Linked DNA regions of Homo sapiens: region 2 is linked to region 1. A link is an interaction called in ENCODE POLR2A ChIA-PET data of the cell type or tissue named here. Cell type or tissue: Panc1. All regions are shown on one strand. Each heading gives the region's core, and the rest is flanking DNA. Links, peaks and the distances in the headings are about the cores only. Region 1 overlaps AFG2A (AAA ATPase AFG2A). Region 2 overlaps AFG2A (AAA ATPase AFG2A).

What was found. Peaks named below come from ENCODE experiments on the same cell type or tissue, not always from the same donor. Only the 100,000 strongest peaks of a DNase experiment are listed, where the experiment ranks them.
Region 2: POLR2A ChIA-PET joins it to region 1 with 5 read pairs; 2 of 35 experiments call an interaction of 5 or more read pairs at or near these places.

What each region holds. Positions count from the first base shown.
Region 1 is chr4:123,110,384-123,115,765 of GRCh38, forward strand. The region is part of intron 14 of AFG2A (AAA ATPase AFG2A); the gene reads left to right. Among named protein-coding and RNA genes, the nearest start is that of AFG2A, 190 kb to the left of the region's middle. In Panc1, for the core only: no CTCF peak of the experiment used is centred there; no DNase peak of the experiment used is centred there; H3K27ac peaks cover 2,414 bases.
Region 2 is chr4:123,308,840-123,314,221 of GRCh38, forward strand. AFG2A (AAA ATPase AFG2A) reads left to right here. Exons shown (of 16, transcript NM_145207.3): 16 at 5,049-5,382. The coding sequence ends at 5,225. Among named protein-coding and RNA genes, the nearest start is that of SPRY1, 85 kb to the right of the region's middle. In Panc1, for the core only: no CTCF peak of the experiment used is centred there; no DNase peak of the experiment used is centred there; H3K27ac peaks cover 48 bases.

The DNA of each region.
Region 1 (5,382 bases), core at 139-5,138:
TGGCAGACAGTGAGAAAAGCCAAATGTTCTCGTAAGCAGCAAGGATTTTCTTCATGGAAAACAAAGAAGTAAAAATGTAATCCAAGCAAAACTATCATGTATATACTGAATTTTATAGGTATATCTACAGAAAATTAATATTTGCTTTTATGCATTTTATTACAAGTTTATTTTGTTAGGTATTATATTTGAAGTAAAAAATAAAATACAAAATTGAATACATAAAGGGAAATCAGAAAAACCCAGAAATATTACTCTAAGATAATAACAATTATTACCACTTTTATTTGAGCACATGCACTATACCAGGCACAGCACACCGTGCTTTATGTACATAATCTGTAACTCTCCTGACAACCCTGCAAAGTAGTACCTCTGTTTACATTTTGAAGATGAGAAAATTACTGCTCAAAGAGATTAAATAGCTTGCCATGATTCAGGAACTAGTAAGTAATGAAGGCAGTATTGTAAGGCAGGACTTTCTGTCTCCCCAGATACCTTATTCTTTATCCCGTAGCATGTCATTTTTCTCCAGTATTGTCATGATGTGTCATCAGATGACTATACTTTTTATCCATACTTTATTTAAAAATTTTATGTGTTAGAAAACTTATACTCTAGACATTTAAAATTTAAATTTTCATAACATAGTATGCTTCTGAATAACCTGAGAAGAATGTTACACAAAAGGAGATGGCTTGCTGATTCCGTGGAGTAATAAATGCCTACCTGTTTTCATTTTGAAGTTGAAGCCATTGCTTCTAATTTTAAGCCAACCTGTATTTTTTTTTCATTTTACCTTTCACATCTTCATAACATGTATTTGGCCTTATATAGCTGTGAAAATTGATTGTACAAATTGGTTTGAGCATATGAGACCTATGAACACTTGTATTCTGACTTAGCATAGAGTTTTATATTTTCTGAGTAGCATAGACCCATATATTTTTGGACACCCCTCGTATTTTACATTTAATAGAATGATGAACATGATTCATTAAGCCTTTCTTTGATGAAAGACAGAAACCACAGAGCAATGAAGATATTGGCATTTCTGATAAAGTTTGTATATTAAAGTCTTATGGTAGCCTATGAAAAAGAGCTTGTTTGGAAAAATTGAGAGATTCAAGTTTTGTATTATACTTAAGTTTTGTCACTTCATCAAATGCCTCCCTTTCTATGTCTTATCATGAATTTATTTTTTTCCCTTTAATAGTAGATCAAATATAGATAGCCAGGAAAGAGTAAAAGGTCAGTTATGGTAATATAGTGAAGATGTTTCATTCATACTTTAATATTATACAAGTATTAGTTTTGTATTATACTTCTTCTTCTTCTTCTTCTTCTTCTTATTATTATTATTATTATTTTGAGACAGAGACTCACCCTGTCGCCCAGGATGGGGTGCAATGGCATGATCTCTGCTCATTGCAACTTCTGCCTTCTGGGTTCAAGTCATTCTTCTGCCTCAGCCTTCTGAGTAGCTGGGATTACAGGCATGTGCCAATTTTTGTATTTTTGTGAAGACAGGGTTTCACCATGTTGGCCAGGCTGGTCTTGAACTCCTGACCTCAGGTGATCCGCCTGCCTCAGCCTCCCAAAGTGCTGGGATTACAGGTGTGAGCCACCGCACCCAGCTATACTTACTATTTTAGAAGAACTTTATGAACACTATTAATAATAAAATTGCTTTAAATTATTATCTATTGAGTGAATGAATGGCTGGCTGACTGAATGAATGCATACATTCAGAACTCTGGACTCCAAAATCTTTTAGAGTCTCCCTTTGAGTGGAAACTACTCTTCCTTGATTTTGGAAATGTTAAATTAAAAGATAGCTTAATATTGGTGTTGCTCCTTTCTATAATTGTCAAAAAGAAGTTATAGTGTCCTCATAAAGACAAATAAGGAGATAAAGAAAAACAAAAATAATTGAGTTAAATTGTTAATTTTTGTTTGTTTTATGTGATCCTCAGATTCTTGGGATTAAAATTCAAGCAGGGATGCAGTCTTCTTTTGAGTTACATGTTAGAGTCTGTGACATTAGCATTCTCTATCTCAAGCAGAAATGCTACCAAAATGGTTCTTGATTTAAGGATGTGATTTCTTTTATAGTCAGTATTTTTAACATATCACATTTGAGTCTTTTAAAACTTAACTGCTTCCTTCTTTCACATATCAGTTTCTCTTCCATCAGAGAGAATAGTGATATGGAATCATTTTGTCTGAATGGTTGGCTAAAAGTACATACTGTAGAAGGTAGAAACTTAAATACAGGATAATGAATTTTTTTTATATCTGATTCCCATTAGCATTGACATTTTTTTTTTCTGTTTCCAGACCATAAAAGCTTCTTCCAAAAGTATCCACAGGCACAGAAGCTCTGTTTAGATTTTTCCTATGTGCTTTCTTTTCTTGATATTTTGATTTTTTTCCAAAATGAGTTTGCTGTTTACTTTTGATGAAGTAAATATCTATATAAAATCTGAAGATTTTTATTTCTTGGATTTGGAGGGCAATTTGAACATTAGATTTTAAAGGCTTATACTTAAGATGACCATTAGTAGTTAAATCTGGTTTATAACTAATCTAGTGTAATTTAATTAATAGAGGTTAGTGTGGAGTCATTCATATATTTATATTTCCTGTTTCATATGTTTATAAATATTTGATGAGTATCATTGGCTTTTTTTCTCCAATGTGTTTGGATTCAAGGAATTAAGGGTCTGTATAAATACTTATTTTTCTGTGTGTGCATTTTCTTGTGTTTATTTTCATTGGTTTTGAGTTTGACTTAATATACACATGTGCATTTAAAAAGATGATCTTTCCAAAAGCTTTGCTTGGGATCTTTGCTAGGAGGATGAGTTAATGGATGGAGAGGGCTGCTTGCTTTACTGTTTATTTTCCCAGACAAATCCATGGAGACAGGCTGCTAATAGGATAGGAGAAAAACAACAAAAACAAATACAGCTTTTTGGCCTGGAACTGAATTGTATTATCTGTACTGTCAGAGCCTTTGCTCACTTACCCAGACGATCTCTACAGGGATTAAAGCTTCCTCCTGCATTTGCGATAACTTTCAGTATGCTGCAGCGTCATATCCAGTTAATATTAAAAAAAAAAATCTGGCTGTAAATAGTTACAAAATCCTCACCAAATCAACCTTTAGCAAGAGTGATTGTGCTGATTAATCAAACAAGATTGTCAGTAATTAAAGGAATACAGATGACTTGGATTTTATTTTCAGTTTTCATATGTAAATTCTTGCAGCCCTTCCCCAAGGTTGGGCCTGATTTTGTTATGGGATCTTTGGGCTGTTGCTTTTCTGACCAGCAACCTCTGTGGCCAGTGGCGCCTTTGCCTGAGTTCTTGTCCTGCATCTAGGAAGAATGAGGTACATAGACAAGTGGAGGGTGAGCAAGACAAAGAGGAGCTTTATTGAGTTAGAAAAGCTCAGAAGAGGCCTGCAGTGAGTAGCTCCTTTCTGTAGGCAGGTCATCTCGTTGAGTGTTGAGCTCTCAGCAGAGAGGAGGCCTGGAGTGGGTGGCTCCTCTCTGCAGGCAGGTTGTCCCGACGAATGTTCAGCTCTTAGCAGAGAGGGTAGCTCCTCTCTGCTGCTGGTCATCCTGTTGTCTGCAGCTCTTAGCAGAGAGGAGGCCCTGAAGAGGGTAGACTCCTCTCTGATGTTGATCATCCTGACCTCAGCAGCTCTCAGCAGAGAGGGTAGCTCCTCTCTGCAGTCGGTCCCTCCACTGGCTCTGCTCTGCTCTGGCTGAGTCCAGGGCTTTTATGAGCCTCAGAGGGGAGGAAGTGCATGCCGATTGGTCCATGGGCCTGCGGTAAAGGCACCACAAGTCCCCACTCTGGTCCGCAGGGCTGGCAGCCTGGCCCCCAGCCTTCAGGCCTGCCCTGTTCTGAAGATGAGGCCTCACCAGGGACCTGCCCTGCCCCTTCCCACCCAGGAACCTGTCTGCATCCTGCTGCTGCCCATCACACCCAGGCTGCTCACACCCGTGCCAAGGAGCACCCACAGGCCAGCCCAGAGCCTCATTCAGCTCCATCTTGGCCTCCCTCTCCTACTTGGCATCCATAGTCCAGAAGGGCCAAGGTGGCAGGAGGCTGGTGTGTCAGTGCTGCCTGGAGCAGCACACACCTGGCTGGGCCACAACAACGCTGGGACCAGGAAGAGGCCAGGCAATGGGAGCAGATACCCCTGAGTCTGCTGATGATGGGGGACCCACCTGGGTACTCGAGAGCACCAGGAGACCCAGGCCCACAGCCACAACCCAGGCAGCTGCAGCTGTGCCTGGGGAGCTCTCACCCTACCAACTCATAAGGGGCAGAGCTCCCGCCAGTCCCTGGCTCTGCAGAGTGTGCAGCATTGACTGTGCTGCCTTCTCTGCATCTCCCACAGTGGTGGCAGGTGAGGTGCAGGTGGCATAGTGGCCCTGGCCAACCCAGCACAAACAAACCCGATGCTCCCAGGGCTAGTCCTGTGAGTCCCAGTGGCAGCACCTTTGGCCAGGTGCTTGTGGGCTTTCAAGACATGGTGGGGCGCGAGGTTGAGGCTGCAATGGCGGCTCCGAACTTAGTAGCAGGTCCTGCTACCTGTGCGAGGGTGGAGGTGGCACAGTCCACCTTGAGGACATGGGACACAGGAGACTGTTGCCACTGCTGCTCTCACAGTTGCTTCTGCTATCCTGTCTGCCTCCTTGCAGCCTGGAGCAGGGCTCCAGGCCATCGCTGGGCTGGGCTGCCGTCCAAGGCAAGGATGACATTGCCGCAAGTTCCCCCTGTGGACCCGGCTCTCGGTGGCAGCCTGGGGCTCCTCCTCGCACAGCTTGAGACCCTGCCGGGGGGCACCTCTGGGGCAGATCGCGGGCCCCAAACCCAGTTGTCGGGAGCGCCAGGCTGAACAGTCACTCCGACGTGGGGTGGATCCTGGGGTTGCAGCGTCGGTGGCCCGGGCTGAGCCTCCAGCTGAGGTGCAGGAACTTGGAGCCGCCAGCAGGGTGGGTGCGGCGACAGAGTCGCTTGCCAGGTCTGGGAAGCGGGCGCCACTCCCGCTTTCCACCCCACACCCCTGAAGTACGGCCCCACTGTGCGTTCAGGCCCACCTCCCTTCACTCTGTGCGCAACTGCAGCACCCCTGGGTCCAACTCTGCCTTGAGACCCCTCCATGCCAGACCGTGCTCTTCCCCCGCCTGCAGGTAGGTCAGCCCGGCCCCACCTGAGTGGATCCCAGGGTTGGGCTTCCAGGGCAGCAGGCCCCAGGTACCGTTCGCCTTGGAGTCCACCTGAGGATCCACAGCCTGCAACCCCACCTGCACCCACACCCGTGCCCCACCACAGCCGGTCCCGGCTGCCAAAGTGGCAGTG
Region 2 (5,382 bases), core at 285-5,284, 200 kb after region 1:
TACATAGCCAGAGCACAAGTAAGTGCTTTGGCTGCTACCACTGTTGCTGCCCTTTGACCCATTAAACACACTGGCCTTCCTTCTGTCTCTCATGTCCTCTCCCCATCTTCTCAGAAACACAAGGAATATGTCTATATGTCTATTCCTTGTGTTTCTGTCCTCCACCCGCTTCCTTTTTCTATTTTGGAATGGGGAGAGCAAAAGTAAAAAGCTATGCTAATAAGCAAGAGCCATAATGTGCCCTGATTGAGTTGTTTGGTATCTCCCAAAGTATGTGCCAAAGATCACCATTAAACCATTTATAGATATTCTGCCAGAAATAGGAGGGGAAGAGTTCTATGGGAAACAACGAGTGTCGTAGTCCATTCTGGCTGCTATAACCAAATAACTTGGACTGGGCAATTTTTAAATAATACAAATTTATTGCTCACACTTCTGAAAACTGGGAAGTCCAGGATCAAGGTGCCAACAGATTTGGTGTCTGGTGAGGGCCTATTCCTCATAGACATACCTTCTAGCTGTGTCCTCACATGGTGGAAGGGGCCAACCAGCTCCATCAGGCTTCTTTTATAGGGGTACTAATTCTGTCAGTGAGTACAGAACGCTCACAACCTAATCACCTCCCAAAGACCTCACTTCTTAATACTAGTAGCATTGGAGATTAAGTTTCAACATATACATTTTGGAGAAAAACATTCAGACCATTGCACTGGGTTAAAGAAAATCAAACTGACCATCATTAGTAGCCTTTGTAAAACCTTTAAAATTCTATTGTGCACCATGGGGAACAGAATATATACAGGTTGAGTATCACTAATCTGAAATCCACAGTGCTCCAAAATTCAAAACTTTTGAGTACCAACATAACACACAAAGGAAATGCTCATTGGAGCATTTTGGATTTCAAATTTTCAGATTACAAATGTTCAACCAGTAAGTAGAATGCAGATATTCCAAAATCTGTAACATGTCTGGTCCCAAGCATTTCAGATAAGGAATACTCAACCTGTATAGTGTTGCCCAAAACTTATTTGACCATGGAATACTTCTCCTGAACACACTGATTTCTTAACGGAAATGCTGGCGTGGACCATGAGAAGAGCAGGAGAGCTGCACTTTTCTTGGGAGATATTATATCATATCTTGGAACTCATACCACAGTAAGTGGCTCCCAGAGCAAATAGAAACCAGCCATCATGGACATCCTAAGAATACATCTGTTTCCAAATCTACCTTTTTATTCGCGGTAGGAGAAAAGAACCAATAATCCAGTCAATGCTTTTGCTTTTGGAATTTCTACTAAGAAGCCTTTTCATGAGGAAAAAATAAAAACAAAAGGAACTTTTAGGAGTGGCGCTCTGTCAGCTGCTTGTGCATCAGCTGCTTGTGGATTTGGTTTAGAGCTTTAGAGAGGACTGGCATTGACTAGCTTTCACTGTCATTGTGGCCCACATGACTTTGAAAACACTATCATTGTGAATTTTAGTTATATTTGATGGTAGAATTATTCTTTTAAAAAAATTTCTCCATTCTGTCTACTGAGGCTAGTTCAATGTAATCCGTGTTTTCTTTCTTCCCACCTTGCTGCTTCTCTACTCATTTTATTCCTTTCCCTTACCTGTATGCATGTCTCAGTTCTGTTCTTCACACTTTGGTTTCCAAAGCTGTAACTTATTCCTTCTCTCCACACTAAAGCCCTTTCCATTTGCCTCCCTGAAAGTACTTCTAATACCATGGTACACACGGCATTTACCTTACATGCATCCACTACTGGTTTGTGAGCAGGGGAAGACAGGTGCTATATCTTAGACATGCCTGGATCTTCCACCTGGCTTAATATAGTTATTGCACAGAGTAGCTATTCAGTGGATGTTGATTGACGAAAGAATGACTGGCTAATTATTTGTAGTGTCCTGGTTACATTTCCCTCAGTTACTGGCAGTATATTGCTAAGTAAATGTGATAGGAAAGTAAGAGTGGCAGAAGAAGATGACCTTATTGACTAGTTCTTCAGAGCATCCTTTATAAATAAAAAGAAACAGAGTAATGTTTATTGAAGCAAGTGTTGAATTCAGGCAGTGTTTCTCCCGCCCTAGGACATACAGACAGCTGCACTCCTTCCTCTACACAGAAGAAGTCACGTTCATATTGAGGTCCTTGAGTACCCATGTTTCTCTTTTCATTAACACTCAGAAGTTCTCTAGGTCATCCCTATCTCATCCAACCATTAGTGATCTGGTCAAAACTCTGTCCAAGTTTTCTATATCTCAAGTTTCGTAGTTCTCCAAGCTAGATGGAATTGTTTAAGAGACAGGGGAGTACTAAATATAGTAGGGAAATTTTTCCCAAATGTTGACATATACTAGAGGCCCCAAGTTACAAACATTCACATTTCAGGTGGTCACTACTTCTCTGACCATAACTGATCACTAAAGCCGCTTTGTCATTACCATGTAAGCCACCACAAAACAACAACTTATAGCTCATAGAAAAATCTATAGCAGCAGGCTGGGCTCGGGGGCTCACACCTGTAATCCCAGGACTTTGAGAGGCCAAGGCGGGCGGATCACAAGGTCAGGAGATCGAGACCATCCTGGCTAATATGGTGAAACCCCATCTCTACTAAAAATACAAAAAACTAGCCAGGCGTGGTGGCACGCGCCCGTAGTCCCAGCTACTCAGGAGGCTTAGGCAGAAGAATCGCTTGAACCCAGGAGGCGGAGGTTGCAGGGAGCCGAGATTACGCCACTGCACTCCAGCCTGGTGACAGAACGAGACTCTGTCTCAAAAAAAAAAAAAAAAAAAAAAAAAAAAAAAGAGAGAGAAAATCTATAGAAGCAAATGTGAAGGAAAGTAAGTGATTCTGCAAAGAGGAATGCCCAGGGGAACTGACCCTAAGGACAGCCTTCTAGGCCCTAATGATATAACATTTCCCACTACCTACATTTATTTACTGTGCTGTATTAGGCTCCCTGAGGTTCCAGTGATTACAGGAGTACAACCATTTCTTCTTCTGCCAGTTTGATTACTGTGTGTTGAGAGTGAAAGCCTGTCTGACAATTGGTTCCCTTCCTCGGATGTGCCAGCGGGGCAAACCGCCCATCTCGCCATGTGAATCAAAACCCAGAAACGTTGAGAGGTTCCAGGCAGCCTTTTGGTTACCTCTTTTTTTCTCAACCCTGCTCTTTTTCCAACCCCCGCCCTGGCCACCATGGTACACATGCTCATCTGGCCACTCTGTTGGATGTGTTTCCATCAGACTTTACACATACCCCTATTAGCAAGATCACTGCACTGTGCAAAAACAGGGAGATATCAGTCATATAGCAAATGAAATAGTACAGTAATTAATATTTGTCCACTCACATAGTAGGTGCTCAATAAATGTTCCCAACCATTATGTGCCAGGCTCTCTATTCTCTGAGGGAGTCTCAGCTATGAGGGGTGGGGGAGGTATGCAGGAGAGAGAAAGAGAGCTCCGTCACCTGGCAGGAAATGTAGTGCTCTTTGCCTCTTCCAGTGATTCTTCAGACTTCTTAGCCTTGCAACCATTGCTTCAAATTCTTGTCCAGATGAAAGAAGTGCTGCTCAGAAGGGTGTGGGTGGGGACTCTTCCCACTTGGTCCCTTCACCTCCCTTTGTAGAGATCTCCAAGGTCCCCTTAGAACACAGTGGAACCATTGGATAGCCAGTTTACCATGCTGGTCATTTCACAGGTTTTTACTGTGCTTATTAATTATCACATTCTTGTTTTCAAAAGAGCTCTTTTTGCACCAGAACATGTGATAAAGTGGTTTTACTAATCCCTTGAAGTTTTGTTTTTTCCTTCAACAAGATGATAGCCACCCTCTTTTTTCAGAAAAACATTAACATGCATAACCACTACAGTTAACTTCGGCGCTCATTAATGAAGCCCAGAACTAATAGTTACATTGTCGTAATTTGACAAAGCCATCTAAATCTATGCATGTTTTTGAAAGCTCCCTAAACATGCTGCTAAATCCCCTAAAAAGCTACTAAACTGCTTTGGCAGCCATTAGCCCAGCATAAGCAGAGGAACTCTTTTCAGTGAGTGAACAAACAGAGAAAATACGCTGAATGGATGGACAAATGTGTTTCAGCTGGCCCTTTCATTTACCAATATAAGGGCGCAGTCAATATCAATCACTGTTTTCCCTGTTGCCCTGAAAATCACAATATCTCTTTTCATCCCACAAGCTCTTTTCACTACCGTAATGTGTCTTTAGAATGACACTGGCATCAGCCTGCTTCCGCTGTCTGAAGTCCAGAGAGCTTAAAAACACATTTCGGGATTCTTGAACCTTCCTCCCCTTCCGTTTTCCTACTGCCTCCTCCCTCCTCCCTCTGCATCCATTCCGCCCCCTCCCCAGATTCTTTTCAATTCTTCCAGCTTTCCTGGCTGAGTAAACAGCATTCACTTCTCTGTTCTAATGCAGCTCTCCAAAGTAAATGTTGACAACCCTATCTGATATTCCTGAGATTTAAGAACTCATTAAAGAGATACACATAAAGAAATGCTTTTACATGTTGGTAATACATCAAAGGTTGAAAGGAATGTGGAAACTCTGTGCTATGACACGGTGTGTTGATGAGCAAGGCCTCACTCTGTATCAGAATATCTCCCCCTCTGCCCTCCCTTGACCGTTGGCTCCCGCCTCCCTCCACCACATAGAGACATGCATCCTTTGCCATCCCTTGTTAAAAGTATGTGCGTGCACAGCTACCTACCCTTACAGTTAAGAGCAAATGCCCTTAAAAGCAAATGCCACTTCTTAGATATCTTTTGGCACTCCTGGTTCTGAGTACTTAATACGTTGCTTTGGGATGAAGGAAAGAACAGAATGCTCTGTATATGATTACCTTTTATCCTTTTGAAAACTTGAGTGGACTAATTCTTGCAGATAAATTTTAGCAATGGGCATTTAGTTGTAGAAGGTACCACAGATGAATATTTGGAATATTATGTTTCTAAAAGAGTACTGATTGTTTTCTACCTCCTTTTATTTACTTATTTTTTAAAATTTCAGATTGTAGCTGTCTGCAGAGAGGCAGCTCTTCTGGCTCTGGAAGAAGACATTCAAGCCAATCTCATCATGAAAAGACATTTCACTCAGGCCTTGAGCACTGTGACACCTAGAATTCCTGAGTCATTGAGACGTTTTTATGAAGATTATCAAGAGAAGAGTGGGCTGCATACACTCTGAGAAAATATATATATTCAAGATGCTGAAAATCCTTTCCAGAGAAAATTTGTTTCTTTTTAAAATTTTTTGAGAGTGTTAAAAAAAATTTTACTAGGCAAAATGTTTGAAGTATGTTCAGTAGAATTTAGGGGCTTTGGTTCTTACAGATTTTCAAGTC